Regions from separate parts of the Homo sapiens genome. Here regions 2 and 3 are each linked to region 1. Evidence: chromatin contacts called from ENCODE Hi-C or POLR2A ChIA-PET data. All regions are on one chromosome and are shown on one strand. The core of a region is the stretch at or near the end of the contact, and the rest is flanking DNA. Distances in the headings are between cores, read along the strand shown.

Region 1 (2,685 bases), core at 119-2,618:
CTCTGAGCCATCACCAGGAGGCAGGCAGCCTCTTCCACGGCTCTTTCCCTCCCAGAAGCCTGGAGGCCACTGACTGTGAGGACATCACTAAGCTCTCCGAGAGGAATGGACTCAACTGCAGGGGGTTCAGTGACTCACCTCCAGCCAGGCCCTCCCAGGAAGAACCTGTGGCTGTACAACCCTCCACCCCCCAGTGCCATCTTGCCAAGGTTTTGCCCGGCGTCGTCGACCTGGGGTGCAGAAAGCAGCCGGTGAATGGCAAAAAAGGGGCCTGCAGTCAGCAGGGCCTGCCTGTACCTCCCCACACACAGAGGACCTCGCTCGGGCCACCGGAGAGTGTGCTGGTACTGCCTGGAGGGGCCCAGGCAGCCAAGGAACAGCCTTCTTGGGCGGCCGTGCAGCCTGCCTGAGGGGCCAGGTCTCTCCAGCCTGCCAGAAGCCGGTGGCCCAGCACTGGCAGGAGACTCTCCTGACCTGCCCCAGCAAGCCCACAGGGGAAGGCTCAAGCTGTTAAAGTGGCACTAGCAGAAGGGAAGTAATGGGCACTGGGATTCTTGACAACATTTCCGTTCGGGCTGGTTCCGCGTTTCCCTCAAGCGAAGGTAATGCTGTTTCCAGCATCTGAGCTCCTAGAGGAGAGGGAAACATCCCTGCTCAGTGCCTGGCTGCAGAGGGAGGGGTAAGACACACAGGAGCCTGCTGGAGGGTGAGGGAGGGGAAAGGGGCAGGACAGCCACCTGTGCCCAGGAGAACCATCTGCCTGGTCACTCTTAGCCCAACAAATGGCCAAACAAAGATGAGCTTCTGAGTGACCCCGACAACTGAAAGCGGCCAAGGCTGAAGTCCACGGTGGGAAGCCAGAACTTTGACATCCACTAGCTTACAAGTCAACGTTGCATTCTCTCTCTCTCTCTCTCTCTCTCTCTCTCTCTCTCTCTCTCTGCAGTCAGGAACAGCACTGGAAGCCAACAGGCCAGATGGAGTTAGTCCTGAAGTCAAACTTTCAGAAAGAAAAATGTCTTAGTCTTCAAGGTGAGTGTGCCAGTTGCCTACCAGCAGATCAGTTGGTCATAGTGGACCCCAGACTGCACAGGCTTTGGAAACAGTCTGCTGTTTAGAGAGTAGTCTAGGTTCACTTTGGAGGGCTTCTGGAGACCTGCTTCCGTGTCCTCTTTGTCCCCCACCCCACCCCACCACCTCTGCCAGGCCTGCCCCTTAGCAAACTCAACCCTTAAGCATTGAAGCATACTAGGGCTCCTTGGTTCTTAAGGTAACTTGAGATCCCTCAGGTGTGGCATTTAAAAGCAAAGGTTCTAGATTTGGACAAATTTAGGTTTGAATCCCAGTTCTGCCTCCTACTAGCCGTGGACTTTGGGTAAGCTATTTGAGCTCTCTGGGTTTCACTTTCCTTATCTGAAAAATGAAACTAATAGTAATACTTATGCAGGGTGGCATTGTAAAGTTTAAAGAACAGAAGTGAAGTGTTCAGGGTTTAGCCCAGCACCCAGCACACAGTAGACACTCAACAAATGTTGGTACCTCCAGCACCCCAGAATTCTAGCCTGGGACAATCCAGGGCAGGCTGGCTGAAGCTCAAAGCAGCAAGACGGCCGCCAAAATGTAATCTACTCACTGGCTGATTCTCCAAAATACCCTCCCAGTCTATGCATCCTGGGCTCTGTCCCTAAGAGGAAGCCAGACCTTTCTGCTCACCAACTCGTCCCCCTGCACCTTCCTGATTGAAGCCACATTCCACGTCATGCCTGTACATCTTCCCCTCGCCCTTCAGACCCAGGTAGGGGCGCTCCCTGAGCCCCCAGCGGGGGGTGGGGCGGGCACCCATTGGCAGAGAGCAGAGACGCTGGGCTCCTGACCTCAGCACACATAGGTGATGCTCCAAGGGGGCTGCGCTCAGACACATCTTAAGGGGAAACCACAAGACTGAGCCATTGTGCTTATTGGCGCCATAAATCACCAACGGTTCCTATCTTGCTGCACCTCCCTGCCCCCGCTCCCTTCCAGCTAAGCTGTCCCAGGGCCCGCCCCCCCACCACCTCCCGACACCACCACCAGGGCCTGCATGACTCCCCAAGTCGGGGGCCAGAGCCACCCGCTCACTTACAAGCAGGATGAGTTCCGCGGAGTTTATTTGTTCTCCTTCTTTTTCAAAAATCTGAACTGCCTTTGTTCCTGAACAATAAGGAGTGTGCAGCTATGGAAGGTGAGGGGCCACGGGTGGATTGGGGTGGGGTGAGAACAAGGGCTTGGGGGGTCGAGGGCAGGCCTAGAGAGCTTGGATGCTCGGCAAGCCCAGGGCCAGCGCTCCCCTGAACTCTGGCCCCTGGCCAGCCCTCCTCAAAGCTGAGATGACTTCCTGGCTTCTGTATCCAGAACACATTCTCTATTACTCTGTCCACAGCCCTTTTTTCAAAATGGTCACAGGGTTCAACTCAGCCTAACTGGACACAGGCCTGGTCCCTGCAGCATCGAAGAAGCCAGGGGTAGCATCTTTGGCCAAGTCACCCACTGACCCCCACGGCCTGGCAACTTTTGTGCTTCCCACCTGCATGTCACCTCTGGGGGTCCCTTCCCTCCAAGAACGTTGCCATCAGGTGGTCTTTCTGATTTCCTCTGCTTCAGCAAAGGCCTTATTTTTTACTCAAGAGCCTGGCTTCCTGATCTGCA
Region 2 (2,685 bases), core at 97-2,596, 240 kb after region 1:
AATGATGTAAAAGGAGGTTCAAAATATTAGGTTGCTTTTGGGTTCCCTTTATCTCGAACATTGTTGCGTAGATTTGAGAAAGGGCTGATTTCTACTTTGTTTTCTAATCAGCAAGTCACTGGTTTTTCTACCTAAGAGAGACTGAACATTAACCACAGTGAAGCAGAAGGGTTGAGCCGCATTTACAAAGTGCCTTCACATTTTGGTCCTCAGAAACCCATCCGAGGGGGACAGAGTAGGTGTTACTGTTCTGATTTTACACATGAAGAGACTGGCCACTCGCCCCCACAAATTTCTGGAAGCTAGTCTTCCTCACTGAACTGGAGCCAGAAGCCATGTGAAGCCAGCCTGCTCCTGCCTACACCCTCCTTCCTCCAGGTCAATGTCATTTAGAATATATTGCATCCTTTTCTTGGATCTGTCTGCTAGGACCCGGGCCACCCTCCTGCTGGAGGCAACCCCGACAGCCCATATTTTAAGCAGCTCTTTTCACAGCCTGCAAACCTCACGGATTGTCTCTTACAACTGTCTGTTTACTCACTTCCCTCCACCCAGTCAATTCCGACTCCAGGCCCGGGAGGACAATTTTAAAGTGTTTCTGCAGACAGACCCTCTGGCCGCGCCGGAAGTGTTTTATGGACCTGTGAGCCGAGTTAATCCCAGGAGGCGCGGCTGGATTAGTCCCGGGTATGGGTGGGGGATTCATGTGTTTAGGTTTAATCCCCATGGGGGGGGGGCGTAAGGAGAATGGGGGTCGGGTGGCTTCAGCAATGTGTGCCCCCTCCCCATTAAACTCCGAGATTTGCGCTAGAGCGGATGGAAACCGAGGCACGCAGCCCTCGACCCCGGCCAGGCGTGGAGTAGGGGAGCAGGGGGTGCCCCGCGTGGGCGCACCCTAAGAAACCAGTGCGGACATGGCGAGCGAGACCAGAGCGCAGTTGTGTGTGGTTTTTCCCCAGGTTTTTATTCTTCCAGCCCTGTGGAAAGGAGGAGAGCCGCAACCCGGAGAGGGAGCCGGAAAGAAACACTTAATCACCGGCGTCTCGCTGCTCGTCACGCGAAGATGGCAGCGGCTCCCCTGGGTTTCAAGGTTCCGGGAAAGGCGTGTGTTCTGCCTTAAGGCGCGCGGGCTGATGCGCTCTCTCCCTCGGCTCGGCGGCCGGCTCCGGCTCACAGAGCCTCTCTCAACGCCGGCAAGTGCAGCCGGGCCGCCCAGCCCCCAGGCCAGCCTGGCCCCCTCTGGGCCTGGGGTTGGCGAGGGCAGCTGGGCGTCTGCGCTGCCCAGCCCAGCCGCGGATCCATGGGGTTTCGCGAGCTGAAAGTAAAGGCTTGAGGGAGTGGGGACACCCACACCGACCCGCGGCACGCAGGGGAGTCAAGCTGCGGCCAATGCAAGACGAGCAGGGTAGACTACTACTAGCGGTGGCCGGAGGCTCAGCCACCTTCGCGGGAGAGGGGATTTACCGCCACCCTCATCCACGCGCAGGCCCCACCGCCCGGTCCTCTCCTCTGATCCCCGGGCCATTGCGAAACACGGAGCGAACAGGTCCTCGCCAGCAGCCGTCATTTCCCGGGAAGATGGGAACCCACAAGCCTGACTGTGCTTCCTAAGGATACTAGCGTGCGCGCAGACCTTGGGGGGAAAGAGGGCAGCGCGGTCTCCCCGACCCGGACTCTTCCCTGGCGCAGCACACAACCGCCACGGGCTTCCGAAGCGCCCGAGCGGGGAGGAGGAAGGAAAAGCGGAGGCCCGGGAGGCGGGCTGCGCGCTTGGAAGCCGTGTGTGTTTATGTGTCTGCGCGCGCGCCCTGGCCGGACGGGTGTTGAGGGGAGAGTGATCGTGAGCAACCCGGAACCAGCAGTCCCAACCTGGACTGACGAACTGGGCTCTCCAGTCCTGGGCCGTGGGGCTCCATGCCTCGGGCTGGCGGGACAAGCGGCGGGGAGCCCGGAGCTTCGGAGCCGCCGCCGGGCATCTAGCCAGCTCCGCGGGAGAAGCCCGGGGGCGCGTCGGGAGCCAGGGGACTGGTGTGAACTAGCCGCCCCCGCAGGCGGACGTTTAGCTCCGGCACCCGGGAGCACTGACACTGGGCGATAAGGAGTTCCTCGGCAATCGGCTGTCCCCAGTCCCCAGTCACCTCCGGCGGACGTGACCGCCGGATGCTATGCAGCTAGGTGGGCCAGGGGGGCCTTTGCATTGCCTTCCCTGACCCCTTCCTTGCCGCGGAGGAGCCACAGTAAGATGCCTCTGTACGACTCTCCAGAACTTTCTTTTGCAAAATAAAGGCCAAATGTTGGGCCTTCTAGTCTCTTCATATTTTCCTTTGGAAGGTTGGGGTCCAGGCAGTCCTCTCGAAACAACCCCCAAACAGATCACTTTCATTACAAAACGCTAGAGAGGCAACACAGCCCTATTTCTCTCTCTGGTCAATCCAGGCCCTATCTCTCCCTCTGGTCAATCCAGGCCCTATTATCCCAAGCTGTGCGGCTTTGGGCAAACCGCTTAACAGTTCGAAACCTCGGAGTCCTCATCTGTAAAATAAGACCAATACTATTATCTACCTCGTAGGGTTGTTCTGAGGATAACATGCCTCCATACATAAGGTGCTTAGAACGCTGCCTCCAGTACAATGCTACGTGTGTTTGTTACTATGATCTGGCACTCCCTTTGGATGGGTAGGGAGT
Region 3 (2,685 bases), core at 79-2,578, 220 kb after region 1:
AGCTTCCAGCAGCACAGGCACACTGTAAACAGCCGCGTGCACGCCCTCCCCGCCCGGGCTGGGAACCTCACCCAAACACCACGCCGCTTTCTCTCCGGCTACCGGGCGAGGCTTTTGTGGCCAAGCCTAGGGGAAGGGGGTCCCCACCCCACCCCCAGGCCACCCGGGCCCCGGAGCCAGCGTTCTGAATCTGCAGGAGTGCGGGGTGCTGCGGGGAGGGGAGGGAGTCAGCGCCTGCCCCCTCCTCACTGAATGTCTGCTTTGTTCCGGAAAACAAGGGAAGCATTAGGCGGCTGCCCCCGGGGAAACACAAAACTTCTTTTTGAATCTCGGGAAAGGCGGTTGACTGCATTAAGGAGCTCCCGAGACAGAATGAGGAAGGGAAAAGCCGAGAGGGCGGGAGGAGACAGGGAGACTTCCGCGGGAGGCCGATGGTCAAAGTGGGGGGTGAAACCGCTCAGGGTGACCGGGCTGGAGACCCAGGAACCCGATTCGGCGCGAAGGTGCCGCGCGAGTTCCAGCGAGCAGCCTGCCCGGCCAAGTGGCGCCTGCCCAGCCGTCGGCCGTGCCAGCTTCCTGCCCTGCCCAGGACCGCGGAGCAGTCGGGGACGCCGCCGCAGGCTGGCCCGGAATCGCAGGACAGCGGCGGGGGGAGGGGGTAGCCAGGCCGCAAGTAAACTCGCACTAGAGCTTTCTGCACACCTCCGCCCTAGAGAGGGGGCCCGGACCCCCGGTCTGTGAGGCGTCGGCTTTGGCCTTCCAACCTTGGGGTGCGCGAGGAAGCAAAGACCCAGGGGGCACCCCCACCCTCGCCCAAGGCCCGAGGGTGGGGGACAGCTGAAATGTCTTTGGTCTTGTTTGATGACCGCTTGGCGGATCTGCTCCCATCCGGGTTCTGCCGTTCCGAGAGTGCCGGGTCAGTGATACCCAGGCCGGTCTGAGCAGGCATGTGGATGAGCAAAAGCAAATCTGTCGCTCCTCCGACCGCCACCCCTCACTTAACCTTTCCTGCATCCAAGGAAGGGGAGGGCACCCAGACTCTGCCCCACCCCCCGCGGGGCGCTCCCTCTGCCTCGGAAGCTGAGACTAAGAGCGAGGGTTTTCCCCCTTTCCCCTGGGCTCGCTGGGTTTCTAACTTCCTCTAAACCTCCCTCCTCGCTCCGAAAAGCCCCGAGGAGAGGAGCTGAGAGGAAGCACGCCGCTAGTGTGCAAAATGAAGACCATGTGTGAGGACGGCGGCATCAGAGTGCAGCCGCGGGGGTTAGGGGGTGGCAAAGGCCCCCGCGCGGCCGGAGGCTCGGGGCCGCAGCAGCCAGTGCCTCTGCTCTGCGTTGGGGACTCGGAGCCGCAGCGAGAGGCAGTGGAGAGGCAGGGCTGGCCTCGTGGCGGGAGGCGAGGAGGGGGTGCGAGGGCTGCCGCGCCGTGGGGGGCAGGGGGCGGGGACGCAGCCCCGGCTTCCTGGGCCGCAGCTGCGACCGAGGGCGCAAGAGCAGATCGTGCTCTGCGGCGGTGGCGGCTCGGGCCCGCCGCTCTAGCAGCTGAGAATCAACAAAGGGAGGCGGCGGGGGAGGGGCGCCACCGAGCGTTCGCTGGCTGCTCTGGAATAATAAAAAATAATTAATAATGATAATAAGAGAAAAATCCCCCGGCTTTCATGGCTCTGGGTTTCCGTGTGGCTGCAGCGGGAAGCGCGCTGTCCTTGAGGCGGCCTCTCTCGCCTGGCCTGCCCGCCCCTCCCCCTCCTCGCCCCCTCCCCTCCCCAGGAACCGGGAAGAGAAAGGTCTGCAGCTGACAAATATTATCCATTCTCCCCATCGATCGCGGAGTGTACAGATGTGAGCGCTTGATGTGCCCGCGGAGCGGCGGATCCTCCCTGCTCGCTCGCTCTCGCCCAGGCTCCGCTCGCCGTCCCCCTCCTCCCCCTTTGTTCTCCTCCCCTTTCCCTCTCTTTAAATAGATTTCAGGGCGCTGCCTGTTGGAGAGCAGCTGGCGATCTCTCCCGAGAGAGGGAGCGAGCGAAGCCCGAGGTGCCCTGTCACCAGCCTCCCCTCCCCCACCTCGGCTTTTCTCTACGTCCCCCCCACCCCACCTTTCTCCAGTTTCCAAAATAGAAAACACCGGGAACACCCACGTCCACTGCACCGCGAGCCCCTGGGAGCCTTTGGACCCCTCGTGCTGTTCCTTGTGTCTGTGTCTGTGCAGAGGAAGGGCAGTGCAGGGAGGGGACCCAGGGCCGCGGCAGAAGAGCCAAGGGTCCGGATCTTTCCCTGGCAGCAGCAGGGACGCAGCGTGGGTCACGCTAACAGGGTACAGTTTACCCATTAGGGAAAGTCGGCGGAGACGGCCCTGTTATTCCTCTTTTGCAGATGGCAGATTAATCCGGCAGCACCCGGCCTCAAAGGGACCGGCTGCTCGGCAAAGGGTTAACCCGTCGGCCGGTAATCGTGGACACGCGCGCACACACACACACGCACGCGCGCGCGCGTCCTCTCCGCCTGCCCGAGCGCCCGCCGCGGCCCGCAGTGCGCCCGGGGCTGGGGGAGTAGCTGCGGGAGGGGAGGGGGTCGGGGGAGGGGCGGGGCGGGCTTAACCAGGCCGCTCGACTGAGCCGGGGCCACCTCGCCGTCTGTCACTTAAATGATTGTCCTCCGCTCCGCTCAGTGCGGTCAGTACGGGCTGTTAACA

The links. Hi-C counts contacts between places; a loop is a spot of excess contacts on that map. ChIA-PET counts read pairs that join two places held with the same protein, here RNA polymerase II (POLR2A). Pooled maps may share reads with other maps.
Region 2: a map with no recorded cell type shows a loop between it and region 1 (7-fold over the local background). The contact joins two enhancer-like sites. A Hi-C loop is called at or near these places in 5 of 37 single-sample maps with no recorded cell type and 4 of 50 pooled maps. POLR2A ChIA-PET finds 5 or more read pairs at or near these places in 5 of 52 experiments (HepG2, OCI-LY7, activated CD4-positive, alpha-beta memory T cell and 2 more).
Region 3: a map with no recorded cell type shows a loop between it and region 1 (4-fold over the local background). The contact joins two enhancer-like sites. A Hi-C loop is called at or near these places in 2 of 37 single-sample maps with no recorded cell type and 3 of 50 pooled maps. POLR2A ChIA-PET finds 5 or more read pairs at or near these places in 2 of 52 experiments (activated CD8-positive, alpha-beta memory T cell and activated naive CD4-positive, alpha-beta T cell).

What each region holds. Positions count from the first base shown.
Region 1 is chrX:39,935,648-39,938,332 of GRCh38, forward strand. LOC105373180 (a long non-coding RNA gene) reads left to right here. Exons shown (of 5, transcript XR_949028.3): 2 at 947-1,032; 3 at 1,662-1,795; 4 at 2,203-2,221; 5 at 2,420-2,685. Among named protein-coding and RNA genes, the nearest start is that of LINC03053, 72 kb to the right of the region's middle. RefSeq lists an enhancer at 1,312-1,541. Within about 2 kb of position 1,369, at least 3 of the 41 ENCODE cell types and tissues checked have a DNase peak (open chromatin) inside an H3K27ac peak, as active enhancers do.
Region 2 is chrX:40,170,770-40,173,454 of GRCh38, forward strand. It overlaps a transcript of BCOR not described here. Among named protein-coding and RNA genes, the nearest start is that of BCOR, 74 kb to the left of the region's middle. RefSeq lists silencers at 1,241-1,300, 1,321-1,400. Within about 2 kb of position 1,347, at least 31 of the 41 ENCODE cell types and tissues checked have a DNase peak (open chromatin) inside an H3K27ac peak, as active enhancers do.
Region 3 is chrX:40,152,508-40,155,192 of GRCh38, forward strand. It overlaps a transcript of BCOR not described here. Among named protein-coding and RNA genes, the nearest start is that of BCOR, 56 kb to the left of the region's middle. RefSeq lists a silencer at 1,279-1,328. Within about 2 kb of position 1,329, at least 24 of the 41 ENCODE cell types and tissues checked have a DNase peak (open chromatin) inside an H3K27ac peak, as active enhancers do.